Linked DNA regions of Mus musculus: all the other regions are linked to region 5. A link is a loop called in an ENCODE intact Hi-C map of the cell type or tissue named here. Cell type or tissue: heart. All regions are shown on one strand. Links, peaks and the distances in the headings refer to the core of each region. The heading gives the core; the rest is flanking DNA.

Evidence for each region. A loop is a pair of places that touch in the nucleus more often than their neighbours do. Peaks named below come from ENCODE experiments on the same cell type or tissue, not always from the same donor. Only the 100,000 strongest peaks of a DNase experiment are listed, where the experiment ranks them.
Region 1: it touches region 5 in a loop (9-fold over the local background); 20 of 42 quality-filtered maps call a loop at or near these places.
Region 2: it touches region 5 in a loop (5-fold over the local background); 18 of 42 quality-filtered maps call a loop at or near these places.
Region 3: a loop joins it to region 5, with 13 times the contacts of the local background. A loop is called at or near these places in 5 of 42 quality-filtered maps.
Region 4: it touches region 5 in a loop (9-fold over the local background); 34 of 42 quality-filtered maps call a loop at or near these places.
Region 6: a loop joins it to region 5, with 4 times the contacts of the local background. A loop is called at or near these places in 5 of 42 quality-filtered maps.

The regions. Positions count from the first base shown.
Region 1 is chr17:84,834,725-84,840,105 of GRCm38, reverse strand. No RefSeq gene overlaps it. Among named protein-coding and RNA genes, the nearest start is that of Gm46582, 21 kb to the right of the region's middle. In heart, for the core only: a CTCF peak has its summit at 2,182 (motif pointing left); no DNase peak of the experiment used is centred there.
Region 2 is chr17:85,114,110-85,119,490 of GRCm38, reverse strand. All of the region lies in intron 3 of Camkmt (calmodulin-lysine N-methyltransferase), which reads right to left. Among named protein-coding and RNA genes, the nearest start is that of Camkmt, 26 kb to the right of the region's middle. In heart, for the core only: a CTCF peak has its summit at 2,656 (motif pointing left); no DNase peak of the experiment used is centred there.
Region 3 is chr17:84,875,365-84,880,745 of GRCm38, reverse strand. No RefSeq gene overlaps it. Among named protein-coding and RNA genes, the nearest start is that of Gm46582, 62 kb to the right of the region's middle. In heart, for the core only: a CTCF peak has its summit at 2,749 (motif pointing left); a DNase peak (open chromatin) is centred at 2,685; H3K4me3 peaks cover 551 bases; H3K27ac peaks cover 562 bases; H3K27me3 peaks cover 356 bases.
Region 4 is chr17:85,631,752-85,637,132 of GRCm38, reverse strand. No RefSeq gene overlaps it. Among named protein-coding and RNA genes, the nearest start is that of Six3, 14 kb to the right of the region's middle. In heart, for the core only: a CTCF peak has its summit at 3,305 (motif pointing right); a DNase peak (open chromatin) is centred at 3,292; H3K27me3 peaks cover 2,369 bases.
Region 5 is chr17:85,187,324-85,192,704 of GRCm38, reverse strand. The region is part of intron 3 of Camkmt (calmodulin-lysine N-methyltransferase); the gene reads right to left. Among named protein-coding and RNA genes, the nearest start is that of Gm36826, 32 kb to the right of the region's middle. In heart, for the core only: no CTCF peak of the experiment used is centred there; a DNase peak (open chromatin) is centred at 2,934; H3K4me3 peaks cover 451 bases.
Region 6 is chr17:86,060,571-86,065,951 of GRCm38, reverse strand. All of the region lies in intron 14 of Srbd1 (S1 RNA binding domain 1), which reads left to right. Among named protein-coding and RNA genes, the nearest start is that of Srbd1, 82 kb to the left of the region's middle. In heart, for the core only: a CTCF peak has its summit at 2,252 (motif pointing right); no DNase peak of the experiment used is centred there.

The DNA.
Region 1 (5,381 bases), core at 423-4,422, 350 kb after region 5:
TTTGTAGACCAGGCTGGCCTCGAACTCAGAAATCCGCCTGTCTCTGCCTCCCGAGTGCTGGGATTAAAGGCGTGTGCCACCACACCCGGCTCGGGGTCATACTTATATTCTTTCTAAACATCAAGAGTCCTCTTGTGCCTGCTTCAGCAAAACTTCCTTTCGAAACGTCATATGACATAACTGAGTTCCCGAAGAAACCAGAAATTTCCACTTCATTCCACCTTAGAGAAAATACATTACTTTCAGTCTGCTTTCAAAAGACAACTTCCTGCGACTTAATGTGACAGAGGAAGCAGCTTCCCCCTCAGCAGCGCATTCCCAGGGGATGTATACGTTACCTGAGGTGCGCTTTTTTGCTTCAGAGTTTCATCTTCTCTGTCATCTCCACTGCCCACTCTGTCCTGTCCCTCCTTTTGCTGCCCCCCACCCTCTGCCAGTAGCCCCCCCCCCCCCCCCCCCGGTCTCACAGTTTTTACACAGGCACCTGGCTCTAATCTAGTCTCTAAAAAGCAGCCTCTTTTGTTGCTTTCTCTCTTACACAAGCAAGCTTTACATTGACGTGATGGCCTTTAGGCTGTCAAGGTCCTGCTAACATCTTGGGGAGGTCGGCTTTAGTAGCAAGCACTCCAGAGACCTGGATCAGCCTCTTCATCAAATTTGAACTTGTTTTCCTAGAAGGAACATGGAAGGGCAGCTCACACCACAACCAACTGTGAGCATGTCTCTTTTCTGCAAGCCTCTCTTTCCCCTGTCCTTTCTATCTACCCGGGAAGAGCAGGGACCAGAGGCATGTGTGCATTACTATCCAGCCAAAGAGGATTCCCGGAGATGCTGGGTATGCTGACAAAAGAGCGTCCCATGGTATATCATGTTTATTATATTGTGAGCATATGCCAGATATGTTTATATCGCTATCATGTCATAACCATCAGGTAGAGATGCCACAGACAGGGCACCTTTAGCAATGGTCCTGCCTCAGTTCTGGAGCCTGGAAGTCCAAGGTCACGCTATCAGTAGGCTTGGTGTCTTCTGCGTCTATTTCCCTGTTTGATGGTTACTCTTGACTGTCAACTTGACTGGATCTGAATCACCTAAAAGATACATCTTCTCCAGGTGGGCCTGGGAGGTATTTTCTGGGAGAACTAATGTGGTAAGATCCAAACCTAGTGGGTACAGTGCCTTCTGTTGCACCCCAGGTAGAAGGGATCCGAGGAAAGACCATGCTGTTTGCTGGTCTGTCTTTGTGGCTTGCTAGTTAAGTGTCTCTGCCCATTGCTGCTGCCATCAGAACCAAGCTTCTTCAGCTGTGTGTGTGTGTGTGTGTGTGTGTGTGTGTGTGTGTGTGTGTGGGTGTGTATGTGTGTGTTTGTGTGTCCACACACACTCAAGTGTGGAGACCTAAGGTTCCTCTCTAACGTCTCTACCTTACATATTGAGGCTGGGCCTCTTGCTTTGCCCACAGCTGGTTGCTTAGGCTAGTCTTATTGGCCAGCTTGTTGAGGGTTGGCACAGAAGATGGGGGACTCCCTGTCTCTGTGTCTCATCCTGGGATCATGGTGGGATACTATTCCTTGTGGATTTGGCATGGGTTTTGGAGATCCAGTCTTCACACTTTCACAGAAACTGCTCAACCCCCTGAGCGATCTCCTCAGCCCCCCTAGTGTCCTTTTCTGTGTCAGAAATCTCTCCTTGTGTAAGCACGTGGGTTGGACCACCCTTACGGCTTCTTCAACTAAAGGCTCTGTCTTCAAACACAGTCTCAGTCCAAGAACATCCGCACCTCAGGCTTCTGAGGATGAACTTTTTAAGGGTAACAGTCCCATCATTGGCTTACACTGAAATCAGAGTACAGGAGCGGTGTCTGTCTGCAATGTGCGTACATCCATCTGGGGCTCGTGAGCTCCCAAACTGAGATCCTGACCTGGAAAAGCACATAGGGGTGCAGGAGATGGTGAAGATGAAAGCAGACATCCTACAAAATACACCCCAAACCAGACCTCTCCCCTCCCCCCAGGGACCTGTCACAGAGGTGGGGTGTGTGTGTGTATGTGTGTAGGTTTCACCTGTGAGAATCTGTTGGGACTTGGGTAATACTCGGACACACACAGCCTGCCCAGGACTTCAGGCTAGAAAAATAACGCTCATCTAGAAGGCAAGGCTGCCATCTAGTGTTCACATCTTGCCCACACAAGTGCCGGTAAGCTGTTGTGGCACAGGGCCACTCCTCAACTTCTGGATGGGCTTGCTGCTAAGAAATGGTGAAAAGTCATTACAGACAGAATGATTATTGTTGGAAATACAAAGAAATATAATCAATAAACAGTCACAGATTTTTCCAAAAGCTTCTAACAATTTAAGGGCAGATGATTACTTTGAGAGAAATAAACAATTCATTGACACCCCTCCCACCCCACCCCACACATGCATACACACTTGTTTGTGTTCTAGCCTCTTCATGGCCATCCAAATTGGTGTTCTTTTGTTTTTAATAACGGATTCCATGGAACCTGACTGAAGTGCATTTTTACAGAGTTTAAACCCTTCTTCCCCTTGGCAATGAGCATTTCTGAAACCATCCCTGTGCATGCCTGTCTTTTATGACAAAGAATGGTTTGTTTGATTAGCCAAGGCAGTTTTCCACACAGCTCAGTATCTTTCCAAGTTGTGGCCTTCAGAACCAAGTGGGTGCTGGCTACTGGGTCTCCTATGGAGCGAACTCCAGAGTTGGGAAGGGGTTGATAGTAAGAGAGATCCTGGGCATCTGTCCCTGCTTGTCTACAGAGAGCACCTGAAGGAGGGAAGCGGGCCAAGGCTCATCCCAGGGCAGCATCCGTGTGCAGCTAGCATGAGAGCACACACGGAGACAGACAAGACAAAGGGGCCAGAGGTGCAGACAGTTAGTCCTTTGAGCAAACCTACAAATGGCCTCTGCAGAGCCCCAGGCCAAGGTGACCTCAAGGTTGGGAGTGGTAAGAACAAAAAGAGGCCCCTCCAAAGCTGGAGCTCTGACCTCACTCAGTTCTTGAGCATGGAGCCTCACTTGGGTTTCTTTCTCCTAGAGCCGAAAGCTTGTTAGTTTCCAGCATGCACACTGCCTTCATCTTTATCTGAGCTTGTAACTGCCTTTGACTTGACCTCCAGAAGAGCAAATGCCCTCTCTGACTTCCTTGGGCACCAGCACATATATATTACATTAAACACATATACATACATACATATATTTGTCAAATCTTTTTGAAAATAATGCAATTTCCAAAACAAACCCAGAGGTTTCTATATGAGAGACACTGAGAAAACTGTTTCTTGGCAGTTCTAGGGACTGTACACTAATTAAGCAAAATGATTAGCATTGCCCATGATATACGTGCACAGTCGCGTATAATTAATTACACGTATAGTGCATACAACAGAACTCTGAGGAACAGATAACCTGTGTGCTTGTAGACCTATGGATGCACATATAAAATCACACACATAGGGTCTGGAGATGCATGTGTGAAGACCTGGATTCAGTCTGAGTGCTGCATAAACCAGGCATGCCTATAAAGTCATCATGGTGGAGACAGCAGGGTCAGAAGGTCAAGGTCATCCAAGGTCAAGGTCATCCTCACTACATAGAGCATTGGAAGCCAGCCTGGCTACGTAAGGAGGTGTGTGTGTGTGTGTGTGTGTGTGTGTGTGTGTGTGTACATGATATTATAAATATATATGATATTATATATACATGATATTATACACACACACACACGCACATGTATATTCACATTTATATAAAGTCACACTCTAGAATAGCCACAGAAAATGTACAAATGTACAAATACCCATAGGACTCAAGGACATATCCACCTCCCAGCTAAGGATGAAGTATAATGAGTTTAGGGACAAAGGTGCGTCTTAGTGTTGGAGTGCTTGCTTAGCATGTCTAAGGCTTCGGGTTCCATCAGCAGCACTACAAAATCCAACAAGAAAAACATCAGTCTCATTGAATAGCAATGTCTGGCAGTAAAGCTTTTAAACATTGTTACAGTGCCTCGGGATCGTTTCTGTTAACTCGTGGGTAAAGTTTAAGGTTGAGTCAGAAAAGAAAATGTCAAAAGGGAAAAGGTAGCATTTGGCTTTCTTGTCCATAATCCTCAGTTCCCGTCGGCCACCGAATGGGTCTCAGGGTTAGCACTCACATGGTCAAGCCTGGCAACAGGCCCTTTACCCTCTGAGCCATCTTGCACTTGACTCGGAACTCTCATCTTCTCCAAAGCCAATCCCTTCCATCATCAGCCTCCCAAGCTTTGGGCTGTCATATCCAGCTGTGTGCTGAAGAACACTTGCGTGTGTAACGGTGGCCGGACTCAATCGACAGCACAGGGCCTCTTAGATGGTTGTCATTCTAGACTTGCGCTTTCCTTATCTCTGAGCCCAGGGTTTCTGTTCCGGTTCATCTTTCTGCCAGTGGACAGGAAAAAAAAACTGTTAAGGATACTTGTGCTCTTTAGGTTTTGTCAACTTGCCAAAAATTCGGACATACCTCGTAAGTCGGACCTTCCATAGGGCAATCTACCTGCATTAGATTGGCACGTCTGTGGGATCTTTTCTTGATTAATGACTCAGGCAAAAGGGCCTAGCCCACAGTGGGTGTTGCCGCCCCTGGGCAGACGGTCCCAGAATGTATAGGAAAGTTGAGATGACCGAGCCCATGGGGGGAAATGCGGTAAGCAACATTCTTCTGTTTTCTGCCAGTTTCTGCCCTGGCTCCCTCAGTGAACAACCGTGGTAGCAACAGAAGCCAGGTAAACAGCAGCCTCCTCAAGGAATGGGGCATGGATGACTTTCTTTTAAATCCCAGCAAGAGAAATTGACTGTGTCTGTTTCTAGTTCTTCTCAGGATGAAACACGCACGTGGCTACAGGCCTAGGAAAGCTTTCCTTACAGAGGGCCCAAAGGTACTGGGGGGGGGGGGGAGGGTCTGGGCTTTGATCATCCCTCTGACACATCCCTCGAGCACCTATCTAAGGAAACATTATCTTGATGTCCTGCCAAGCGAGCATGCTGCCTAGGTGATCACAGCCTGACCAATGGGTCACTCATTTATGTGGTCCCCAAGTAGGGGTGCCAGGTTAAATATGGGGGGTCCATGTTAAACTTGAGTTTCAACAGAAATAATATTTTACTGTGAGCATGACCCAAATATCATATGAATTTTTATTTGCACGCATGCCTGTGTCTGAAGGGCAAGAGGGCAAGTTGTAGGAGTCTGTTTTCTCCTCCACGACACGGGTCTTGGGATGGAACCCGAGCGGTCAAGCTTGGCGACACAGCACCTTCGCCCTCCAAGCCACTTTGCTGACTTTGTTTGTTTTAGACAGGGTCTAATGTAGTCTAGGTTG
Region 2 (5,381 bases), core at 861-4,860, 73 kb after region 5:
CTTCCCTCACGGCCATGGAGTTAGGGATCCAGCCCACCCTGAACAAGGGGCTGAGCTCTGAAGCGGAGGACCAGCCCCTCCCATGACAATTTACCAATACAATGTACATTTCACACACATGCTTTGTAATGTGTTACATGCATGCAATGCACATGTATGTCACATATGCAGTACAGGTCTCTATAGGTCTCCTGTATATAAGTACACATAACTATATAAAACATAACTCTATTTAAGAAAACATTTTTAAGTCAACTTGACATTCTGAAGTGTTGGGATTCTGCACATAGCATACACTCTACATGACAAAATAATGACGTCATGGGAAATCTAAAAATATAGGCTATATTTCCATAATTTTCCCTTCAGTTTCTCTAAGGTAGGTGGAAATGAATATATAAAAATCTTAAAAAGCAGCTTTCCTCTAGTAACACTTGATTACTAGTGTAAAAGATACCAGTCTTGGGCACACCCTAAAGCAGATCCTACAGCAGACAAGTAGAGAGAATCAGGGAAAGACTAGAGCTGGATTCGTCACACGCTCACTGTGCCCAAGCATTCCCGGAGGGGAAGATCACCACTGTCACAGGTCAAGGATGGAGAAGGAAGAGGCTGTGAGACATGTGCCAATCACGGGGTCCTATCAGAACCCAGACACAAGAGGCAGAAACTTGGAAGAAACAGCAAGAGGGGTTTTACTAATATAGTCTCCAAGATGAAGCTACAGCATTAGCCAAAGATTCTGGTTGACACTAAAATATTGCAATGATATATAACAACTACTGGCTTATATACATTACAAATAACAGGCATATATTAATATACATATTTTATGTGTCTACATTAATAGAATTGTTTCTGAATTTTCATTATTTCTATATTCCTCATTAGTGCTGTACTATTATTAACTATAATAATAATACTATATTAATATTATTAATATAATACAATAATATGATAATATAATCAATATTACTATTATTATTTTATATATTACCCATGTGGTATATATGTTCTGTGTATATGCAATAAATTATATGAGAAATATTGACTTATCTGTTCAGGCTATGAAAACATAGTACACTTTAAAAAAATGTAAGGGAAACTATTCTATTTCCAAATATACAGGGGATATTGTAAATACCAAATAACTGTAATAGACGCTATGATAACCAAATTTGTTATCAACTAAGGTGAGAAGAATCACATCTTCATAAACCATCTTGGGCGGAACATGGTGGTGCAGGCCTCAGATCCCAGAAGTGAGGAGGCAGGAGGAGGAGGGCTTGAGAAGCAAGGCCAGCATGTTCTACCTGGTGATTGCCAGGTCAGCCAGAACTACTCAGAAACACCCTGTCTCCAAAATAAAAAGGTCATCTCAGTAGAAGAAAGAGACCACTTTAGGGAAACAGCACGGTGGGCTTCTCTGAGCGGAAGTCAAGGGGCCTAGCAGGAAAGGGGAGTCTGCCCCAGGAAGAACAAAGCAGGAATCCATGCGGCACTGTCAGACAGGGGCTCGGGGCTCCCCTCCCCAGGGATCGGCAGAAGTGGCCCTCACTGGAGATGAAGGCTGCTGACTTACACTTTTTCCTAGCTCACACAATGGCATCTCTTTCTAGGCGCCATGGGGCAGGAGCACACACATTCCCTCTGCAGAGCAGCTCGGGCATCTCAGGAAGGCTGTTCTCGAGAAGTGAGAACAGAGCAGGTAAGCCTATTCATAGGACGCTTGACTTTAAAAGAGTCTGCTTTCCACAAAGCAGAATGTTGGGTCCTAAAGCAGTAAATAAGTCCGTGTGCAGGAGTGATTAACTCTCCGTGACACGTTTGATTCTTTCTGCAACTAACCTTGGTCCTTGTGAAATGTCAGCAAGCTATCCCATAGCCAGCCCATGAAATCTCGCTTAATTTCTTCTTATATCACTGATAAGAAGCCAAATAGTAAAATACATCTCAAGATTTATAAACCATTTTAAGGTTTACAAACAAAATATAAATAACAAAAGCAAGTATAAAAATATTTTCTTTTCCAATATAAGAGGAAATAAATAATTAGATATTTCAATTATTCCCCAAAATTAGGAAGACTCTTCCACATAGTTTTGGAAATTCTGGAACTCTCGCCAAGCGCAACTGAGCATAACCATGGCTTGGTTTTCCATTTGGGATGGATGGCTCCACTGCATCGGGAGTGCACTCACTGGGCCTAGCAGCAGAATCTGATGACTCTAAGATGTTTGAATTATTGTTTCTGTTATTAAGTAATAATAACCTGAAGAACCTAAGCGCTGGGCTCATCATCTCTACCATCAGGAGCTTCACTCCTCACTGTAAATATCCTTTGCACACTATCACACCAGATCTATAGGAACTGACATTCCAGAGCACCACTTCAAGCCCCATCAGGGTCAGAAGATCAGAACCTAAGGCTAGAGAGAGGAAAACTTACATTTCAGCATTCAAACAAAAACAAAATAAATTCAAAGATAAGAAAAGCTTTTTATCTTTAATGATTGGCAAATATATTGAATATATTAGAAATAAATCGGTTGGAAGCATATAAACAAGTCTTTAAATGTTTATACAATGAACGCTTACAGGTATTCCTGGCTTTACACTGTGCTCTGAAACAGAATTATGCTTGTGGCGCCCTCTGCTGGGCTTGCCACAAACAAACTCAGCCTAGCAACACTAATAAAATCCAATCAAACTTATGTATCAAATGAAAAATTACTTTTTTGTCTATGTGCATTTTATGATTATATAAAAACTTAGCTAGTATTCACTTTGATGAGACTTTATATATTTATCTATTAGGTGGAATTTCAATAGCTGTTCCTCATAAACGAAAGAGTAAATGTCGTCACGTATTTAAGAGTAAATCTAGTCACATAAACCGCATACATATGTATGACGTGGACGCAGAAAGGTCTGGAGACAAAGGAAACAAACAGCAGAGAAGAGAAGCAGGAGAAAGACTGGCGGGAAGATGAAGGACCAGGCACTCCACATATAATATTTGCACCACGAAGTAGAATGTTACATATGGAGCAGGAGATGACTCGGGGAGGAAGCGCTGGCCACACAATCACCTGGGCTCACATGCAAGACCATGTAAAGGGCAGGGAGGTGTGGTGGCCATGTCTAACTCTCCCTAGAGCAGTGGGCAGCCACCCTGGCTGCACAGCCAAGCTCAAGAGACCTTGCCTCTGTGAGTAGGTAGAGAACAGAGGAAGGCTGCTGACCTCAGCCTCAGGCCTCCACACACATGCATATACATATACAACCACCCACATGAGCACACATACACAGCACCCATACCACCCTGACCCTCACATGCCAAAAGGTTATATACAGAAAAGTCTTAAGACACCTTGTTTTTGTTACTACATCTGTCACTTGACAATATTTTCAGGTTCTTAAGACTATTATGATAAAACATTTTAATAAACTATTTTGTTATTTTTTTTTCTATTCTTTCTGGCTTTTTAGTTCAATCAAAATCATTCATTTTAAAACATCAAAGTAATTTTTGGTGTCTCCCTTTAACTTAAGTTTGTTTTACAATAAGCCTCAACAACATAAATTGTGCATACTTATAAGCCCTTTTAACAAGTTTGAAAAGCACCAAGCACCAGGAGCAACAGAGTAGCTTCCACTTCCTGAGCATCAATTACGAGGAATAGAGAGTTCGATGGCGTCCACGAATTATATGCAGTCTTTAAAAATGAATGGAAGTCAAGTTCACAGAGACAACACAAATCACCTAAGGTGCAGACATAGCTTGTTTTGAAGTTCCCCACCAAACAACACAGAGAAGGAAGGGCGTCCTCAACACAGGAGGGGAGGGGGCGGCGTCCTCAACACAGGACAGAGGGGGCAGGGCGTCCTCGACACGTGATTTTTTCACTTGTCAGTGCGACAGCTAAGGGGGGTGGGTGATGAAGAGGATGTTAGAGAAGGACGAGCCGGTGATTTATGTTATACCTTGGACCATTACGAGACTTTTTATTGTATTCAGTGCTGCCAGCTAGTGGCCCTACTTCATAGTGAGTCAAGAAAATAATACTTAAAAAACAAAAAACACGCTGGGCGTGGTGGCGCACGCCTTTAAGAGGCAGGCGGATTTCTGAGTTCGAGGCCAGCCTGGTCTACAAAGTGAGTTCCAGGACAGCCAGGGCTACACAGAGAAACCCTGTCTCGAAAAACAAAAAAACAAAAAAACCCCAAAAAAAAAAGAAAAACCAAAGAAAACAATACTTGGTTTATGTTATTGAATGTAAAAGTCTCCATTTCACATTGCAGGATCATGTTGTAAATGTGTGCACACAGGACTGACTTAATGATATTTCCCATTACTGCAGTGTCCTCAACCTCCATAGCACCCCTTGGCCAGTCCTTGCCTTGCTCCCAACCAAACTACAATATACACCTAAGTCAGAATTCACTAAAGGCCAGCATGTGTAAGCTAAAAGGTAGCCTACAAAAGAAAGGTAGTCCATGCAAAAGAAACCTATGCCATTCTAAATATTTTACAGTAACAGATTCCTTAGTGACAAATAATATAACTTTTCTATGCAAGCCAGAACTAATGAAAATATGGACATAGAACAAAAGTAATGTCTATGATAATACATTACTCAAGTAAAATCCACCCATTTGGTAAAACAGTACTATCAGCAAAGTTTATCATTTAAGAATAGACAATAAAGCCGGGCAGTGGTGGCGCACGCCTTTAATCCCAGAACTTGGGAGGCAGAGACAGGCAGATTTCTGAGGTCGAGGCCAGCCTGGTCTACAGAGTGAGTTCCAGGACAGCCAGGACTACACAGAGAAACCCTGTCTCAATAGTAATAATAATAATAATAATAGGATAGACAATAAGTAATTATGATGTTTCCTCTTAGAAAAAAAATTTAGTTATTTTAAAATTTGAAGCAGTCATATTTTACTAATGATTCATTGTTTTGATAAGTATCCTGTACAACAACTTAGAAGACACACATAGTTCTTATCATGAGATGTTATTTAACTGTGATGTGTACATGTTCTTAGCTGATGTCTGTCATCATATGGCATTATTTTAGAATTGCTTAAGTCAAGTTCTCAGCAGAGAAATAAATCACCAATTAATCAGTGGCTTAGACAAAAATATAACACAGCCTCTATCATGTCATTGAAAACCTGCATTTTAAGTATAGTGACATCATAAAGAATGTGCTGTGGATTTAATCAGTACCAAAACAGAAGAGCACAGCAGGCAAAGCAAGCAGAACAAGTGAACTTCCAGAGAAAGTTGCGAGGGAAACAGGAACCAGAAGGAATGCCAGGCGCCGGGGAGTCCAGACTTCCTTCTGATCTATACTCTGCCTCAAACACAC
Region 3 (5,381 bases), core at 745-4,744, 310 kb after region 5:
ATCTCTCCAGCCTGCTGGATTTTTATCTTACAGTAAAAACACAGAGCATATGGTACTGAAAAATGCTATGTCCTTTCTTTTCTTCCTTCCTTTCTGTCTCTTTCAGGTAAATGTTTGGGGCTAGGGCCCTATACTCTCTACACACAACCATATGTGCTCAACAAATATTGCTTGCCTGGTGGCTAAAGGTCTTTTGCCTCAAAACTGGTCAAGAATTCCCACTTATCATTGGAGACTGTAACTGTCCCATGGCTTTAAAAGTTCTTGCTGTGCTGTGGACGTTGCTCATGATGGCAGACATTCCTTATGACTGCAAACCACATTACTAGAGTGACTGCTGTGTGCTTTATGACGCTGAACATTTGGCTCATGTTGTTATTTGTGTTCATCTGTTATTAACAATTAAAAAGCTTTCCTTTCAAAGTCAGGGCCTTGCACTAGCTAAGCCTATATACTCTGCCACAGAGTGCCAACAAAACATTTTTTTCAAACGCATTTTTAAATGTCAAGTACCCATAAAAAAAGTTTTCACGGTTGACGCTCTCTCCATTTGCCCTTCCCAGTGCTTAGGAGGAGCCTGAGTCGAAGCCAGACTCTTGCCAGCAAGCCTTAGAGAAAGTGATGCTCACTGGTGGGAAGGGGACCCATGCCTCCCCTTCTTGCTAGTCAGAGAAGTAGAAACTCCAACGGAGTCTAAATGCTGCTTTGAACCCACACCTAGAATGTGCAGAAGCTGCCCCAGGCTCTTAGCATTTCTGGCAGAGTCAGTGGCCCTTGCTGACCAGCTCGAGCAAGAAGCGCCTCTCTTCTCTCAACTTCCCTTGACGCTCCAGAGAACCCTCCAGAGAACCGATAGGGCTCTGTTGTTCCCAGGGCCGGTCCCCAAACCACCGTTTGGTTGGTTGGTTGATCGGTCAGTTGGTTTGTTGTTGTTTTCTGAGACTGGTTTCTCTTTGTGGTCCTGGTTGTTCTGGAACTCTGCCCTGTAGACCAGGCTGGCCTCGAACTCACAGAGACCCGCCTGAGTGTGTCTCTGCCTGGTTCAAACCCTAACCCTAACTCCTAATCACTTGGAGGCAGACACAAAAGCAAAATGGAGGTGAACGGTTTTCCAAGCCCCACAGTCCACCCTTCTGTTGTGCTGGGTCTCTCAACCCCTCATTCGTTTTATGCATGAAGGGGGGGGGGGGGAAGGAGCAAAAAAATACTCCACGTCTATAAATCCTTATAGGCTCAAAGTTCCAAGGTGGCAGGAACTGGATCTCTCCTCTTTTTACAAGCTGTACTGTGGGCCAAAGAGTTGAGTCAGATTCGGAGCTCAATAAATGGGCGTGGCAACTGAATTGCGTATCCCTTCTCTTCCGGCCTGCAGGAAAGCCACCCATCATCCCTTCAGGGTGGTGTGATCACTCCAGTGGACTGCAGACTGCGCCAGGCAGGGACTTTGGACTCTCTGGGAGGTGGTTTTGTGTGGTCATAGCAGCAGCTTGTCAAAGGACGAAGCAGAGGAGGGACGGGAACTTTTTAAAAACCCAAAGGCTCGTTATTTTTAACACCCCAGAGCTTTCTCTTTTCAGATTAAGCGGCTTCTGCACTCTTGCAAAGGATTGCACAGCTGAGGAATTCGTATTTACGTTTTAAATACTAATGGCTATTACTGTTTTAAGACAGGGTCTCATCTAGCCCAGGCTGATCTGTAACTCACTATATAATAGAAATTGACCTTGACTTCTGAATCTTCAGCCTCCAACTCAGGACGCTGGAATTTCAGGTATGCACTACCATGTTTGACTATTATTATTGTTTCTACATAAAGGACTGAACCTAGGACCCCAGGCTTAGAACTATATCCCATTTCCACCTCCCGCCCCACCAACCCCCTACTCATTCTGTGGACAATGCTCAATGCTAACCTCAGACTCACAGAGATTGGCCTGCCTCTGCAAGGATTAAAGGTGTGCCCCGACACCTCCTGTCTCTGCCTCATTTTTTAAACTTTTCATTTTGAGACAGTCTTGCTAAGTTGAGCAGGCCAGTTTTGAACTCTCTTTTTTGCCCATATAAACTTTGATTTTCCGATCTGGCTTTAGCCTCCGGCGTGGCTGGGATTACAGGTCGGTACACAGTGCCCAGCATTTGAGAGATTTGTTTCTTTTGCTTCTTTAACAGTCACAGACAAACTCACTGAAGGTAAAGGATGGGTGGAGGCTCCTGGGTGTGGCCAGCAAGGGCCTCCTGACACCCAAACTCCAGGGTGTCTCCTAGGGAATCAGACACAGCTAGACTAAATTAGCTCCTTTCCTTTTCCCTCCAAATTTAAAAACCTAAATGCTTTCTTGCTGAATAATATATAAATAAAGGGAAGACAAGCAAAAAGATGCCTGAGCCTCTGAGAAGGGTCGCCACTGTAATATGTAGTTTTTCATCTCTCTTCAGTTAAGGTCACTCACATTTCGGCTCCAAAATGAAAATAACCACAAATGGCCACAGCACAGACCCATGTACAATTTTCTCCATCTTCTAAAAATGAAATTACAAATGTTTGCAACTAAGTACTTCCCGCCGCAAAGTTTCTTTATCAAAAAGGACACCATATTTGTCCCAATGCCTATGTGAAGGGCCTTCGGCCAAACGAATGGGAAATCATTGGCCTGATTAACATCCTGTGATCTTAGATCTAAAAATGACCCGGAACCGGGTAAACAAGATGACGTCAGTGTGCTGGGCAGGCAGCGGTTCTCTACTGCCACCTGGAGGGCAGTGTGGTCAATGCCACACGAATTGTTTGCTAGTTTAAAAAATAAAAACGTTTGGACTAAAATGTGTGTGGGAACAGGGTCTTCATAGAGGGACAATCTTGATAAAATAAATAAATAAATAAATAAATAAATAAATAAATAAATAAATAAATAAATAAATAAATAATCAGGCTCTACATGGAGCTAGCGGTCTGGCTTGGCTCATGACAAAGGCCACCTGATTTTCCGTGCAGCTTCAGGCTTCCTTGGGACTTTGGCGTGGGAGGGAGTATCATGGTTCTAATTTATTTTCTTGTCAGGCTAATGTGAGAGAGAGGCTGCCCAGCTTTCTGCATTACACAACCGGCATGCTGGGAGATGCCCCAGAAATGTGCTGGGGTTGAGAAAAGGTCAGAAACTCGTCACTATTTCCCTTAGAAGACCGTCCACGAAAAGAAGATGAAGGGTGAATTTTAACGTAATAAAAACAAAAGCAAGACTGGCTTACTTTCAGATGAGTCCATTTGCTCGGAATGTTTACCAACCACCTCAGAATCTCAGCGGCTGAGGACAACATCTATGCTTTCCTTGCTAGTGGGCATGAAAGTCTGCCATGCCCTGACCAGGCAAGCAGGACTCCAAGCTCAAGGTCCCACACAGGCTGACTCTGCGTGGTTCCGTTCTTGCAAAGGAGCCAGAAAGAAAGTTTGTCCTATCTCTGAGGGTTCAGTGTTCAAGGCCCAGGTCAACCCAGGCAAAATCAGAAGATGCTCTTAGCCTCAGATCATCTAATGTGTGGGGCGGGGGAGATACACACAGTCTCCTATTGACGAAGCCCTGTGAAGTTCCATGGCCAAGTATGGCTGTGCGTAGTTCTGCAGAGAGGGAGGAAGGGATTGCAGATAACTGTGTGTGTTGTTAAAATAGTAAACATAGCATTATGAAAGCCTTTATACTTGCTTCCCTCTCCCCCTTCCTTCCTTCTTTCCAGCCTTCCTTTTGTTTTTGAGACAGTTTTACTCTGTTGGCCTGGTCTAACCTGGAAATCATTATGTAACCCAGGTTGGCCTTGAACACCTATCTCAGTCTCTCTACTGAGGATTGGAATTGCAGGCCCCAGTGACCACACTCAGCTCTTTTACTTTCTTTTCTTTCTTAGTTTCTTTTTTTTTTTTTTTAACTTTCATTTTTTTCAAAGAAGAACTTTAAGCCAGGCAGGATAGCACAATCTGACCACTTAGGCTAGCCTGAGCAACATGGTAAGCCCCTCTTCCAGAGTGAAACAAATTGCACTGGCAATGTCAGTTGTGGCAGACCATGGGCGTGGCATGCTCTGGTCCCCAAGTTCCTTCCCCGGCACCCCAAAGAAGCAACTTTAATCCCCACGGTGTAAACCGATTTCCTTCCAGGCGTGAATGGTTTGAGTGATAGCATCCTTACATCGCTGTATTCGTGGATTCACAGACGCAGATTTGTCGGCATCTAACCTGTGCCCCTGACCTCAGAGGCTTATTACAATGGGACACAATGTGTATTCAAACCAAGTCCCATGGAGGATTGTCATGGAGGATCAGGGCTAAGTTAACAGAGGAGCCACCATCTGTGACTGTTCCATCTGGATCTCATAGATAGCATGAGAGTGAAGGGCTTCGTGGATGGAACAGCTCAGAAGGGACCAGTGTCCCTCTTCTCACGGCCCTTCCTTCACAGGTGGGGGATGACTCACAAACTGTGAGGAAGCTGGAAGGAAGCAATAGGACTTCTTGTGCCAAATTCATGTTACTAGGAAGGCTCGGATGCACCAGTTGGCAGTCCATCAGGCTGGGCATGGTGGGCACACCTGTCTGCCCAGAATTCAGGAGGCTGAGCAGGAGGAATATGAGGTGGAGGCTTGCCTGGACCAATAGAAAGTCTCTGTGTCAATTAACGAAAGAAGGGAATTGGCAACATTTAATGATGTTTGGCATATTTTGTATTTCTTTGTTTCTGATTTATTTTACTTTTTTGAGACTGGCTTTCTTATGTTTGCAACCTTTTTGTTTTTGTCTTTGTGTTTTTAAGACAGGGTTTCTTTATGTAGCCTTAGCTGTCCTAGAACTAGCTCTTCAGAGGATCAGGCTGGCCTAGAACTCACTGAGATCAGCCTGCCTCTGCCTCCCCAGCGCTGGGATTAAAGGAGTCCACGCTGCCGCCGCGCCACTGCAAGCATTGTTTGACAGTTTGTTTGTTTTGGAGTTTTTGTTGTTGGCTTGTTTTTGTTTTTGTTTTTCAAGACAGGGTTTCTCTGTGTAGCCCTGGATGTCCTGGAACTCACTCTGTAGACCAGGCTGGCCTCGAACTCAGAAATCCGCCTGCCTCTGCCTCCCAAGTGCTGGGATTAAAGGCGTGCGCCACCACACCTGGCTTTTGTTTTTCTCATTTCCTCCTGCTTCTTCCCTAGAGGTCTGAAGGTCAAACACGAAGACTGGAGGGTGTGATGGTTAAATACAGGTCATGGGAGATTCAACCTGCAAAAAACCAAGAATTCTAACATGAAGCAGTTTCTTTTTTCCAAATGTACCTTTCCCTCCTTGAAACTCTTCAGTGACTTGTCATGGCCCCCCAAACAGTTTATCTTCTCTAAAAGACCTTTTTAGCCCCTTC
Region 4 (5,381 bases), core at 964-4,963, 440 kb before region 5:
TATATTTCCTCCTCTGAGTATTTTGTTCCCCCTTCTAAGAAGCACTGAAGTATCCACACTTTGGTCTTCCTTCTTCTTGGTCTTCATATAGTCTGTGAATTGAATCTTGGGTATTCCAAACTTTTAGGCTAATATCCACTTATCAGTGAGTGCATACCATGTGTGTTCTTTTGTGACTGGGTTACCTCACTCAGGATGATATTTTCAAGTTCCATCCATTTTTTATGTTTTTGTTTGTGTTTGTTTGTTTGTTTGTTTGTTTTTTGAGACAGGGTTTCTCTGTATAGCCCTGGCTGTCCTGGAACTCACTTTGTAGACCAGGCTGGCTTCAAACTCAGAAATCTGCCTGCCTCTGCCTCCCAAGTGCTGGGATTAAAGGCGTGCACAACCACTGCCCAGCTTCAAGTTCCATCCATTTGCCTAAGAATATCATGAAGTCGCTGTTTGTAATGGCTGAGTAGTATTCCATTGTGTCAATGACTACATTTTCTGTACCTATTCCTCTGTTGCAGGACATCTGGGGTTGTTTCCAGCTTCTGACCATTATAAATAAGGCTGCTATGAAAATAGTGGAGCATGTGTCCTTGTTATATGTTGGAGCATCTTCTGGGTATATGCCCAGAAGTGGTATAGCTGAGTCCTCAGGTAGTACTGTGTCCAATTTTCTGAGGAACTGCCAGACTGATTTCCAGAGTGGTTGTACCAGCTTACAATCCCACTAACAATGGAGGAGTGTTCCTCTTTCTCCACATCCTTGCCAGCATCTGCTGTCACCTGAGTTTTTGATCTTAGCCATTCTGACTGGTGTGAGGTGGAATCTCAGGGTCATTTTGATTTGCATTTCCATGATGACTAAGGTTGTTGAACAATTCTTTAGGTGCTCCTCAGCCATTTGAGTTTCCTCAGATGAGAATTCTCTGTTTATCTCTGTTCCCCATTTTTTTAAAGATTTATTTATTTATTATATGTAAGTAAGTACACTGTAGCTGTCTTCAGACACTCCAGAAGAGGGGGTCAGATCTTGTTACAGATGGTTGTGAGCCACCATGTGGTTGCTGGGATTTGAACTCTGGACCTTCGGAAGAACAGTCGGGTGCTCTTACCCACTGAGCCATCTCACCAGCCCTGTTCCCCATTTTTTAAATAGGGTTATTTGTCTCTCTGGAGTCTAACTTTTTGAGTTCTTTGTATGTATTGGATATTTAGCCTTCTGTCAGATGCAGGACTGGTAAAGATCTTTTCAGCAAAATTCTGGGTCCTGTTTACATAGCCAGTCTGTTAGTTTATGTCTTCTTGTTGGGGAATTGAATCCATTGACATTAAGAGATATTAAGGAATAGTGATTGGTGCTTCCTGACATTTTTTTATGTTATTTTTATGTTTGTGTGGCTATCTTCTTTTGGGTTTGTTGAAAAGTTACTTTCTTGATTTTTCTAGGGTATAGTTTTCCTCCTTGTGTTGGTATTTTCCATCTATTATCCTTTGTAGGGTTGGATTTGTGGAAAGATGTTGTGTAAATTTGGTTTTGTCATGGAATACTTTGGTTTCTCCATCTATGGTGATTGAGAGTTTTGTTGGGTATAATAGCCTGGGCTGGCATTTGTGTTCTCTTCGGGTCTGTATGACATCTGCCCAGGATCTTCTGGCTTTCATAGTCTCTGGTGAGAAGCCTGGTGTAATTCTGATAGGTCTGCCTTATATGTTACTTGACCTTTTCCCCTTACTGCTTTTAATATTATTTGTTTTGTGCATTTGATGTCTTGAGTATTATGTGACTGGTGGAATTTCTTTTCTGGTCCAGTCTATTTTGGAGTTCTGTAGGCTTCTTGTATGTTCATGGGCATCTCTTTCTTTAGGTTAGGGAAGTTTTCTTCTATAATTGTGTTGAAGATATTTACTGGCCCTTTAAGTTGATAATCTTCATTCTCATCTATATGTATTATCCTTAGGTTTGGTCTTCTCATTGTGTCCTGGATTTCCTGGATGTTTTGAGTTAGGAGCTTTTTGCATTTTGCATTGTCTTTGATTGTTTTGTTCATGTTTTCCATGAAATCTTCTGCACCTGAGATTCTCCTCTCATTTATCTCTTGTATTCTGTTGGCATCTATGGTTCTTGATTTCTTTCCTAGGTTTTCTATCTCCCTTTGTGATTTATTTATTGTTTCTACTTCCATTTTTAGATCCTGGATGGTTTTGTTCAATTGCTTCAACTGTTTGGTTGTGTTTTCCTGTAATTCTTTCAGGGTTTTTGTGTTTCCTCTTTAAGGGCTTCTACCTGTTTAGCATTGTTCTCCTGTATTTCTTTAATTGAGTTATTTATGCCCTTTTTAATGTTCTCTATCATCATGATGAGATGTGATTTTAAATCAGTTTCTTGCTTTTCTGGTGTGTTGGGGTATCCAGCTCACTGTGGTGGGAGAACTGGGTTCTGATGATGCCAAGTAGCCTTGGTTTCTGTTGCTTATGATCTTGTCCTTGCCTCTTGCCATCTGGTTATCTCTGATGTTAGCTGGTCTTGCTGTCTCTGACTGTGGCTTGTCCTTCCTGCAAGCCTTTGTGTCGGTGCTCCTGGGAGACCAACTCTTTCTGGGAGGAATTTGTGTATGGAGAGCTGTGGCACAGGGTCAGCTCCAGGGTGCAGACAGAAACCGGGAGAATCCTGTCCCCAGCTGTTCCTTACTTCCTGTGTCCTGATGGCTCTAGACTTGGGCCAGGAATTTGAGCAGAAGTGGTGGTCTTACCTGTGCTCACAGGCATGTTAGTACTCTTGGGATTCTGGCTCTCTCCCAGCGATATTTGGGTATGGAGAGCTGTAGCACAGGGTCAGTCCTGAACCTGGCACAGGGTCAGTTCCAGGCTTCAGTACTTTAAATGATAACTCTGGTGTTGCTTTTGGGCAAAGGTCTGGGATGCCATCAGCTGACCCCTTGCGTGTACCATAGAGTCCAGCATTCAGCAAGCAGTGATGGCTTCCCTCCAGACAATCACTGAGGAAGAGAGCCGCAGTGTGGGAGAAAGAAGCATCAGAGTGCTGCTTACAGGCAGAGGTAAGCGCTAGAAAGGGGGACCCAAGTTGCACACGCCAGGGCAGAAAGTCTTATTAAAGCAAAGCTTAGTGTTTCGCAAGTTATTTTAACCCGAGTGTGTGTGTGTGTGTGTGTGTGTGTGTGTGTGTGTGTGTGTGTGTGTGTGTGTGCGTGTGTGTGTAAAATAAAACAGTTTACAAGAATCTGGGTGAGGAGTAACTTGCATCCCCCTCACCGCGGCAACCAGCTCAGACATCTCTCGCCACGGCCGCGAGGTGGCAGCAAAAACCCGCTAATGTTCAGGCATCCATCCAGACCCGGAGAAGGACTGAGAGCCCTGGGAACTTTTTTTTTTTTTTTTTTTTTGGATGTTCCTTGAGATATAGGGAAAACTCGTTTTTTCGGGTCTCCAGATAATAAAAGTTCAAATATTATATGGAAACTCCTTCTCTCCAAACCTGCACCCCTCTGGGCTCTCCCTGTCTTCCCATCTCCAGGAAACCCATCCAGTCTCCTGTCTCCTCTGGTCCTTTTTTGGTGTCAGGTATTGGACTCTGGCAGCATCCAGGCCTGCCTTCACCCTTTCCCAGTTGCTTCTTTCCATTCCTGAGAATGACACTGGAAGCTGAGCCGCCTAAATAATTGTTCCTTTGATCTCTCTCTCTCTCTCTCTCTCTCTGCCTCTGCCCCACTCTCTCTCAGGACATGGACGCTGGACAATTACAAGGAGTTAGCTTCGGAAGGTGACAACTGAGTGTCGGGCCAGGAGACCCCGGGGTACAGTGGAAACCTCAGAGTAAAAAACCCAGAAACTTGGGTTCAACTTCTGTCCACTCTGGGATTCAAAACCACCCTTACTTCATAACATGTTCTCTAAACCTACACTTCCAGTGAAGGGTTGCTGCCTTCTAGAAAGTCTTTCTGAAATTCTTGTGGCTACAAACCAGAAAGACTGGGCCCTGGGCCTTCTCTATCCCTGGATGCAGTCAGCCAGGCTGAGAAACAGTTTGCAGAAAGCTGGGTGTACAGAAGCTGGGCCGAGCTCAGACCCAGATTCTCCTAGGTTGCTGGGAGTCTGGTAAGTCCTGAGTTTCCTGCCCCACCTCCGACCCACCTCTGACCCTCTAGCCCTTGGCAGGAGCCATACTCCTAATTACTTACTGCACTAGCCTAGTCAGCCACCTCAGTGACTGAGGACGCCCCTCCGGAGTGCCCATCCAAGCACCTCCTCCAGGATGTCCCTGCACAGTGGAATTAAGGCAGAATGAGTGGTCATGGAAATAGACCCACTGAGGAGTCTTACTCTGGGTAGGAGGTGGCTTGTCAACACTCCCCTCAGGCCAACTTATGGGGGCAGGGGGAGCTGTCACTCTCCATATTTCTTGAAGTCACAGGGAGTAGAGACCCAGGACCATTGCATTATAAGCCATAAGCCCGCAAACCAGTGACAACCTCTGAGGATGGTCCTTTGAGCTTTCACTAAGGCTGTTTTGGCTGCTCAGTGGATATGGGGTCAAGACAACATAGCTTGCTGGAACCTTGTACCTAACCTCATGTGACCTTCCCACTGACTCAACTGTCAGCTTCTCCACACCCCATGGGCAACTCCCTACAGTCACCAGGAACCAGTCCTGCCACGCTGCTCCTCCTGGAGCCACTGCTCCATCCACACCCGAGGCCTCACGATGCCTGCCTGGAATCCCTCCACTGAGTCCAATCCATTTGTCTGGATCAATGTTGTCCTTTCCCCTCTCCATCCCCGTGCATCCTGTGTGCACCTGTTTTCTCAACTGTCCCTTCCACCTTGAAGGTAAGCCTGAATCTCACTTGGCCCTCCTCTCTCGGTTCTTACAGAACGTAGGTGATATTTGTAGACTGAGCCGGATGCCCAGCCTACGTGCTGTTGAATGAAATCCTAGGCACACCTGTATGTGGGTGTGTCCCCTGAGTAAAATGCATATTTACCTTACTCACGCAACACGAATCAGGATCACACATATCCACTTCATACACTATTGAGTTCAGCCCACTGGGGTACTCCAACACATCAAGCCAAGGTCTGTCCTCTCTACGAGTGGAGCCAGCTCCAGTGAGCTAGGGCCTTAGTAGGAATGGCTGCTTTTAGCCCCTTGCTGGGGGCTCTTGAAACATCAAGTCCTAAATAGGTGTGTAGTAGCCAGTCTCTTGCAGGGCTACATTCCCCCTCAACATGAGTAAAGTGCTTGGGGCAAGACACTCCCTGACCTATTCGCTCTTGCTTTCAAATTTACTTGTCTTAAGTGCCAGCAAAGGATCTTAGAAATCTGTTTACTGGGCTACTGGTAACCCTAGGAAGAAAGACTGGGGTTGGGACAT
Region 5 (5,381 bases), core at 875-4,874:
AACAAATACATTAGGCAAGATTGAACACATCAAGGTAGTACAGTCACGGGTCACTCGTATTAAGTATCATAAACACTCTAGAAATGACTCGGCATATGTGAAAGAATGCATATCTGTCGTGGGAAAATAATGCGCTATCCATCAGGGACCCGAGCATCTGAGGTTTGGCATGGAGTTGGAGTGAGTGGGACTCAGAACCAATCCCACTTTGATACCAATGTATACTCAAATCAACACCCATCTTACTATACGCTAAGGCTTGACCAGCTTATGTGTATGTGTCGTGCCCACAATACACATAGACACATATGGGTAACATGTCAAATAGAGAAACTCAATTAGTGAGGCAGTCCATTCCCCACCCATTCCTTAGAGTCATGGGTTTATTGTCTCCCTGGTTTCCTTGGACCCACGCTACCACACACTGTATGTACCTCCCCTTGGCTCTCTCCCAATCAGTCTACCACACTTGTCCCAGCTGGCCAATTCCCCTCTCAAAGGTGCTCATCCTAACCTGGCCTCTCCAACACCAACCTTTCTGTGAACATTTTTTACATAATACTTGATTAAGACTAAAGTTTAGGATGGTTAAATTTGGGGAAATAACCTGCAAACTCATTTTTAAATAGACCGGCAAAAATCTTAATTACAAAGAATGGCACTTTCTAGAATGGATTTAAATAAGGCTAAATTAAGTCAAATACCTTGATTTCTTTTTCAATCCTTATGATACATTGTACTTTAATTTTTAAATGTCCATACAAGTGTCAGGATCAACTCCAAGCTCTCAGAGGTTATGAGACTCATTAAAAGCCTTTCATTCATCAAAATGATTTTACTTTCAAAGATAAACATCAACTTAGCCATTAGGGAATCGCTGTTAAATAGTCATGTAGGCTCACCAAAGGACATTTAGCATTTTTCTAAAAATACTTCTAAAAATTACATGCTAGAACAAGATGGTTACCTGAATATGCTCACAGTTTAACAGGAACTGAAATTACTTTCACATAATGTTCTAAAAGAGCACCACAAAGAAGAAACCACGGGGTTGTGCTGCGGCATGTTGGGTCTCCGGTGAGTGGGACATCTCTAAAGCACAGAGGAACGGTTGCAGATAGCCTAGGGAGCCCAGCTTCCAAAGACGGGCTTGGGGGTTAGCTATTTAAATACGCCCCCAACCCTGGCCAAAATCCATCAAGGACCAAAATTCATATTATTAAATTGTCATTATTCCTTCAAAAACATTTTTATCAATATTTACCATGAAAAGTATTCAAGTAAAAAGAAACTTACTTATACTCTTGCTCATAGTAGTTACTTTAAAAACCACTATTTTTCAAGTTGCAGACAATGCTACTTAATAACTATTTAGATGTAGCAGTTTAGAGCATGTGAGATTCTTAGGAAACGTCTTTGCTTTTATTACCATCCTTTTATACACGCTGGGTGGATAGGGCAGTAGAGCCTGATTCTGACTGGAACATCACCCTATGCTGTTCTGAGGCGTTGACTAACTGCTGCGGTCTATAGATGATAGGCAAGTTTAGGCATGTACCTTGTTCTTAAGGAATAACAATGTTTTACAACATGAAATCCCACATTCCCTTTATCTATCAGAACTAAACATATGCATTTCTGTGGATGTGGATAGTGCTCAGGAAGATGTATGTTTTCATTTGAAATAGTTCAATGCTATACTTACTTAATAGAAATAGATTCGCTCTAAGAACCTATAATTCTGCAAAGTTCAAAAAAAAATGTAGGTGACAGATTAAAAAAAAAAAAAATCAATGAGCTCCAAACAGTAACAGCTCGAGATACTCCCTTCAAAATGCACAAAGATGCTCATGAACTGCACACAACGGGCCACTGTTACCATCTCTACATGGTAGATGGCTGGAGGACGGACAGGCAGACAGATGGATAAATAAATAATGCCTAGTCTTTTCTAAATTAAAAAAAATAAAATCCTCAGATTTTCATATTAACTTGAATAAATTATCACATTAAGGTTTCTGGATGATTAATTTGAATAATAAGACAGTGGTTGCTACAGAATTTCTGGGAAAAAAAACATTTTCGAAGGTAGGCTTAATTCTATTTTGATTTGAATTAAAAAGACGAGTTCACTTAAGAATGTACCTCTATGAATTAAGACAATTACCAGGGAATACATTTTAGGTAGTCACTTTTACCATTAAAATGGACAAGCAGCCCACACTCCCCACACCTACAAGGCATTTCGGACAGGGGAAGCGTCTGTGTGTACCAAAAGGTATGCTGCTGCCGGCTATCAGAGGATCAGAAGCTGCCCCAGGCATTATTCAAAAACCCTTCTTTTTATAGACAGTTGCAAAATCAGTCTCTCAGAGGTGCTACGATTTGGTTCAAAGCCTCCTAGAAGGTGAATGGCGCTGTTAAACCATTAACCACTCAACTCCTGAGCACAGGGAAATTAGGCTCGCACAGACAGCAGCTAGGATTTCCTTCTCGGAGACCGCAGCAGCAGTCAAAATTAACAATGGATTATTCTTGTAATTAGGGCACGGGGAGGGGGGAAGAAAAGGGAGACAGAAGTTAGCAGCATAGCTTTCCCTTAGATAACCCAAAGACTCAGACTTTATAATACAAGACCACAAAAAAAAAAAAAAAAAAAAAAAAAAAGAAAAGAAAAAAAAGCAGTGGCTGTTAACACTTGTTTGGGGGCAGGATTTCAAATACAAAATGGAACTTACAAAAAGAAAAAAAAAGATAAGCTACTTAAACCTTAAAAGGGGAACTAAAAACTAATGGTAATTTTCTCATGTATCACATTTCAAAGAAGAGCCCTTACTGTATAAAGATCCCATGAGTTCATGACAGCTTTATTCTTGGAGCCACAGAGCCAGCTATTGTTATGCTCTGAAACTGTGGGAACTGCTGCCACCTGTCGGGCAGGATCTGCAATGGCAGTCTTTTACTCGGCGAGCTCCTCCACTGGGGACAGAAATGTCCTGAGCGTGTAAGCACTTTTCTAAACAGCAGGTGGCCTCACTTTGGCTACAGATTTACCTCAAAGACGTTGGTTTAAAAGCTTTTTCATGTTTTGTAAAATAAACTCCAACTTCCGCTTGAATCTAGCTGCTAGGTGATTTGTGATAGGGAGGATTTAAAAAAAAAAAAAAAAACACCTCCTTGAACTCTGCAAAATTCATGACGATAAACAACAGACTCACAAAGTCTAGCTCAAATTGCTAATCTGCTCTCACTCAGCCATTCTGCACCAACCAGACCAGAAAAGACAGGTATTCTGCAGAGACTCGCGGCAAGGGGCGGGAGCGGGAGTGGGGGTGCGGGGGCGGGGCCTGGTGGTGGGGAAGGTTTAGGAAAGTGCAAAATGCCAGTTACCCAAACTACCGCCTTTTTTCCAGAATTCATTCCTCTGGGATAGTGATGACAGAGTTGGCCTTTTCATGAGGTTTCTTGTAACTTTACACATCCTAAGAACAAGAGTATATACTTACTTACTGTATGGAACCGTAAACTCAAACCTTGAATAGTAGCAACACGGGTTGAAGATGCTGGCATAATTTTCTTTAAAAAGAAAAGGAGTTCACTTTTATCTTTTCATCGTAACCATCAAGTGACACTTCCCTTTGACTGTCTCCTGTGTCTACTAAAATAGCCAACAGTTTTGTAATTGTCAAAGATATAAAGCATTTTAAATGTTAGCTATGTAGTGTTATAAATAAGGACAGAAACAAAGGGTTTCACTATCTCCAAAAGAAAACATAATAAAGATTATAAACAAAGCAGAAACCATTGTAACAGGTAGCAGACATTCAGTCTGCCTGTATCAGAAATGAATACTGCCCGTTGTGCCGTTAGAAACACCATCCTCATGGAGTAGTGAACCATTACCCATTACTACAGAAAATGGCAAAAGCTAGTAACGGCTAACACCATGCGCACACACACACATACGCATGCATGCATGCACACACACCTCCTTGCATGTGCCATGCCATGCATACACTTAGACTCCCTTTGATATAACTGCATGAAAACTTGCTAAGTAGTAGGTCCCTCAGACCATAACCACTATGCTATAGTTAGTACCCACCCTATGCTCTATGCTAGGTACCTTCTATGTGCAAGCACTGACCCTTTACACACTGTATGGAACATTACCTCCATCTTACAGATGAGGTAAAGGACAGAGAGAGAAATTATAAGACACGTCCAAAGCCACCAGCTCAGTGGGCTACAAACTAGAGATTTCTAGTGACCAATCATGGAAATCATTTAATTTCAAAGAAAGCTCTGGGTCAGTGAGGTGATTCGCTGGGAGAAGGTGCTAGCCAGCCGCCAAGCCTGACAGCCCGGATTCAATCCCACGTAGCAGGAAAGAGAACCGGTTCCCTCAAGTGATTCTCCGACTTTCACACACCTGCAATGGTGCATGTGCACCCTACACACACACACACACACACACTGAAGTGTCTTAAAAGTTTCAAAAAGACATTGATGACCTGCTACATGGAACACACGCTTTCAAGCATCTTTTCACAAAACAATTTCTTTTTAAAATTAAGTTACTCGAAAGTCTTTAAAATGGACAGGGTTCTTTTAAAACCTGAATGAAGCACGATTTAACATTTCCTTTATTGCCTTCCTATGCATTCATATTATCACAATAAAATGAACATATTTCACAGCAAGAAAGGGATTCAGCTGCTACGAAATATAAATAGTTGATCTACAAAGTCATTATGTATCCCATTTTAAGAACATATTATAATATGCAAACCTGTAGAGAGACCCCATGTTGATAATGAGTGGGATCATTTGAATTTGCAATATGCTTGATCTTTAAGGAATTAATAATCTTCTACTTCATTTTTTTCAACAGCACACTTTTACCACTTTTGTAGTGTCTTCATTTTGAAAGCACTTGGAATAAACAGTTTAAAAACTGTAATTTTCTTTGTAGGTGCAGTATTAAATTGCAATATCGACTCAAGCACCGAACTGCAGAGCTGCTCCAAGGACAAAAGGCATCTTAGATGTCTTAAACATATTACCAAGAAATCTTTTCTTTAAATCAAGCAAGGTAACCCCCATTCTTTTCTCTCAAACAGTGATTCGTCTTGTTTCGTATCAAAATCCAAAGCAATAGTGTTTCAGGTACTGCATGCTATATAATAAGAAACAAAAGAAAGGTTTCAAAGGACATGCTAGCTTTGATCTGAAGGGACGCACAGGAAAACAAGCAGGTGGATCTCTACCAACAGTCACACATTATCTCTCTCCAGGACATTCTTAAGTGATGAGGCAATGAGATAGGACAGGGTTCTGTTTTGGCTTTAATGAAGCTCCCTTTTCTAATGGTTCCTGGC
Region 6 (5,381 bases), core at 458-4,457, 870 kb before region 5:
TTGGTGTGTTCTTTGTTTTTCAGACATGGTCAGCTATAGGCCAGGCTGGCCTCATTCTCACTCTTGATTCCCTGCTCAGCCTGCCCAGTGCTGAGACTGCTGGACTAACCACCTATACTCTCTCCTTGTCTTCTAAATTAAATTTCCCCCTCAGTCGCCCTCTCTGACTTTGTGACTCGCTCTCAATCATTTGTTTAGTGGTTTGCTTTTACTGTTTAAGCTCGAGCTCATACTACTCAGCAGTAAGTTATCGAGCTCTTAGTGGGGTGTCAGAATACCATGTTCTCTCTGTCTAAGATTCTGAGTTTTTGAAGTCTGGCTATACAATAAAGAAAATTTGGAATAAGTTTCATTGAGAATGATTTTAGCATGCTTATTACTAGACAGATTTTCCTTCATGCGGTGATGGTAAACTGTCAGGTTGAATCGTCTAGAGTCACCTAGGAGATGTGCCTCTGGGCACCTCTGTGAAGGGTTATCTTAATGAGGTTGATGTGTGAAGACGTGGTTCCCTGGGCTTGCGTCCTGGACTACATGGAAGCTAGCCCAGCATTTCTATTCCCCCTTTCTGCCTCCAGACCGTTGATGCAATGCAGCAGACTGCTTCTATTGCTGCCAGGACTTAACCCTTCATGAGGGCCAGTATTCCCCAAATGAGAACCACAGCAAGCTCTTTAGTTGCTTTTGACTGGGTGGGTGTTGTATCATAGCAACAAACAAATTCAACAAGGTATATTTAAAGGTTTAAACAAGTAAAATGAATGAAGCAGACTTCTCAATTCAAATCCATGTCTCTGTAAATTAAAATCAAATTGGAATAAGAAAATGCAGCTAATATTTTATCATGAGCAGGTACAAATTGAGTACATAAGAAGTTTCTGTTTTAGAGTTAACTGTTAATCAAGGGGATCATTAAACTTTCCGTTGTTGGGAGGCGGGGGAACTTGGGAGTAGGATGACGTGTTTTCAGGTCCATGCATTTCAGAGTACTGGTGACAAACGTTCAGATGATAGACTTGAAGCCCCCGCAAGCTCAGGGCGTCCTGCGTCATGTACCACGTTTCTGTCTCATGTCAGTGATGACTCTGGAGCTGAGCTGCTTCTCCTGTCCTGCATTTAGCAGGGCCTTTGCCTCACCGTATGGCTGGCTCTGTGGCGTCCTTAGTGGAGCCATGTGCTTTTTATAGTAATTTTAAGTTGGTCTCATACATAGGTGGAGTGGGGATGAAAAATTTTTCAAAATGAAAGAGGATAAAGGTGTGGGAAAAGAATTGCTGTACTTCTTGTGGAAGGCACACAGAAGGAAAGGTAGGGCTTTCTGTCTTTGCCCCTCCCATTGCAGTTGTTTATACCTCAGAGGACGTTTTTACTCATGGTATCAGTCTTTGAATCCAGTAGAGTTGTCAGAATACCTCTACTGGTATCAAAATAGAGGTATTTTGATAGCAGTCGAGGTCCGTATGCTGTTTTAACACATTGAGACATCAGGTGACATAGCCTGTGATACTCTGAGGCAGGTTCTTTGCTTAAATGCAGGCTTTTTTGTTGTTGTTTGATTCTTTTTAAAAATATAGATTTTATTTTTATTCATGTGTGTTGGTGTCATGTCTAGCTCCAGGTGCCCTGGAACTGTTGGGTACTGGGAACTTCACTCCATTCTCTGGATGAGTAGCAGGTGCTCCTGCCTGCTTCACCCAGTCTCCAGTTCTTCAAAGACAGAGCCTCAGGTAGCGTAGACATGGCTCCAGTTTATAATATTGACAAGGCAAACATTGAACTCCTGTGCCTTTGCCCCCACTGCCCATTGGGAAGACAGGCATGAGGAGAGTGCCAGTTTGTTTGCTTTGTTTTTTTGTTTTTACTATATTTTGTTTGTTAATAGCATGAGAAAATTTGTTGCTAGTGCTATTAGGAACCTCAGACTCCAAGTTCAAGTTCTGCTTGACACTTGTTGATTTGGATCTGCCCCTTTAAGGCGTCTTTTGTGCTTATAAAGTGTTCTTTTCATCTACAGTGCTGTGAAATTGTGGGAAAATTAGCCAGGGGAACTTGGTTCTGTTGAAATTGCTCTCTAGGCAACTGATAGGATATCCATGTGGGAGTGCGTGGAGGTCTCCCGCATGTCCACTCTAAGCCTCCCAGGCTTGTAGTGGATCCTCTGCGTGGTAACTGCACCATTGCTGATGGTGTTCTCAGGAAAATAAATGGTCATTGTTTGGAATAGTGCTGGGACTTTCCCCAACTGCTGACTGAGGAGTTGTTCCCAGCCTGCCTGCCTGCCTGCCACCAGATGGTGCTAGAGCTACACACGTAAAGGCAAATGCAGCTGCAATGCAGAGGCAATGTGCGCTCTCTCTCTCTCTCTCTCTCTCTCTCTCTCTCTCTCTCTCTCTCCTTCCCTCCCCCTCCCTTCCTCCCTCCCCCCAGCTCTGTCCCTCCTTCCATTCCCCCCCCCTCTTTCCTTCTTTCTTCCTTCCTTCCTTCCTTTCCTTGCTGACCTTCCTGGCATGCTTTGAAATGGGTTCACACCAGTTGAGCCAGTTGACCACGGACAATATATTAGTGATGGAAACTTAGGGCCATGCAACTTGTCTTTCCTGTAAAAGTTGTCTTGATGCATTGGCCTGTGTGTAAAACTGACAGTGTGAGGTTTCTGCATCCTTTTAAGTAGCCACAAAAACACCATGTTTACAGTAATCTAAAGGTGATGTTCAGAGGACATTACCAACAAAATATGCCTGCCCAGATTTTAAGTCAAAATAGAATAATTTATAACTGGGTACATTTCAAAATATTAACTATTGTTTAATAGTAGAGTACCTTATCAGTTAGCAATTATACTTAAATTTGAAGTGTTTTTTAAATTACAAATAAATATGACTTGGGTATTGCAGAAAATAAAAGGAATACTTTTTGTTTAAGTTACTCACATATTATATGAAACAATTATCTTTGTTTACACATTTATTTTGAAGGTAAACTTATTATGGTCATACAGTTTTGTTAGTTTTTTCTCTTAATTTATCTTGAATATTTTACATGAAATCAAAATCTCTTAGGATGATAATTTTGATTCACAAGCTGGTTTTCCATTCATTGACTCTTTAATGATAGGCATTTGGATTTCCAATTACTTTTGGTCCCTTCTTAACCAAAATTTATTTCTCTGTGTTGTTTTATATTTATTTCATATTAACGCTAAAAATATATTTCTAGATCGGGAAGAAAGGGTAGCTTTTGTAACTTTTGCTCGAATTTTTATTTTACCACCAAGCTTTGTAGTTAAATACAAAGATCATCAACAGATCACTTCTGTTTTTGTTACTGGTTGGTTTCTCGTTTGGTTCTTGAGTCAGGGTCTCTCTATAGCCTGGACTGACTTGTGATCTTGCTACCTCTCAGCCCCCGCCCCCAACGCTGGAGGTGGAGGCGTAACTGCCACGCCCAGCTTGGTAACCCTCCTATTCAGAAGGATTGAGAATGCTCTGAAATGGTAAACTCTACTAAATACAGATTTAAGAGAGCTTGGTTGTATTCCTTAACATCCAATCCTTGAGACTCTTCTGTTTGTGGAATTTGAATTTTAGGTTTATTACCTGTTCTTGAGATATAAGCCAATATTCATTCATACTTCATAACAGACTAACTCACGGGCAGAGCAGGGAGTTGCTGTGTGTGTTGTTAGTTTCTCTTAAAGGATAATAATACAGTAAACAGAATAGAATAAGATGAAATAAAAACTGACCCGCTGAAGTTAGACCAGACAAACAGCTGGAAAAGAGTCCAGGAGAAGGCACAAGAATCAAAGACTTCATGTTTCCTAATACTGAGATGAGAGGACAGTTTCTCTATGAATGTTTCCAGCCTGAAAAGTTGCAAGAACTATGTTTAAAAAGTTATTTTGAAGACTTGAGTGGAATGTAGCTTTTTAGGGTAGCAGAGGTGTAATACATATATTTTAGGAAGGCAAAAGGAAGGAATTACATTCTTAGGAAGAATTAGAAGCACACCAGTCTGTGTTAATGGAAGAATTCTGCCCTTGCAGTTGCTTTTTGATTTTTTTGGTTTTGCTTCTTTTTGTTTTTAAATCTCAGTCACTATATTTTTATTTAAGCAAATTATTTCTTAATTAAATTCTCCCATCAACATAAGGAAGGAAGTAATTTATTTTAAAATTAGAGGAAACAGCAAAGCTATTTTCGTATTTGGAGAATGGATAGAGAAGACGCTTTATGGCCTTTCAAGTGAATGTGGGAACTGTTTGTACTTTCCAGAAAAACCAACAAACAAGGCAGACCTAGGTTTTCTTATGCAGAGAATCTCACTGTTTCATCTTTTGTAAAAAAGAAAGCAGAAGGCACCCTGTTCTCCTAGTTTCCCAGTCACTATGACAAGTACTTACAAAACTAGCCGAAAAGGCTTTATCAACATACAGTCTGTCCGTGTGAGAGCTGAGAGATTTCACTTCTGTAATCGAAGTATCTCTTTAAAAAAAAAATCAGTTATTTATTTATGATGTATTTTATATAAGCAACATTATTGGGTTTTATTTGAGGATTAAAAATAGCATTTTTATTGAGAGAGTTTTGGGGATTATTTTTTAGTGAGTTGAAAATAATTGTTTCTATATTGTAGGTATTTGACTTTTTAGGTTATGAGGGTGTAGCTTATTTTTTTGTTTTTGTTTTTGTTTTTGTTTTGTTTTGTTTTTGTTTTTGTTTTACTTAAAGAGTTACAGACAACCCCAAAATCGTGTTTAGGTAAAATGTTTCTAAAATTACCTATTTATTTCTTGAGACTCAATATACTAGCACGTAGATATGAGGAAGTGGAACTCCACGTCAGCTTCTGTAATCAGCCTTTTACAAGTGCAGTATGTCAGACATCTCCATTTAGGTGTTGTCTTAGCTGTATAGTTTAGAAGGAGCGTCTTTATTCTCTGAGCGTCTCAAAACATTAGTTCATTTACAACTTTATCACTTACAACTTTATCACTTACAACTTTATCACTTAAAATGGCCCCAAATAATAAGTTCTGATTACTCCTGTTGGCTTTATGTTCAGATAAACACAGTAATCAGATTGTTATATTAAGGTTAGAATACTGGAGAGAAACTTGCTTTTTAAATATAATGCTCTGTACATCTTTGCAGATGCTGCTTTCACAAAGCTCGACGTTGTTTTCTTCATATCCCTGGATTTTACAGGCCATCAGCATAGTTCCCTGCCGTTGGCTGGGAGACTGCCACTAAACAGAAAGTGCCTGATTAATCTGACATGGGTCCTGCTGAGTGGCTTCCCTTGAACTTGGAACAGGAATAGGGCTGTAGAGGGACGTCCTCAGTAAGTTCCCTTGGTAAAAATTGTCACCCTCTGATTTA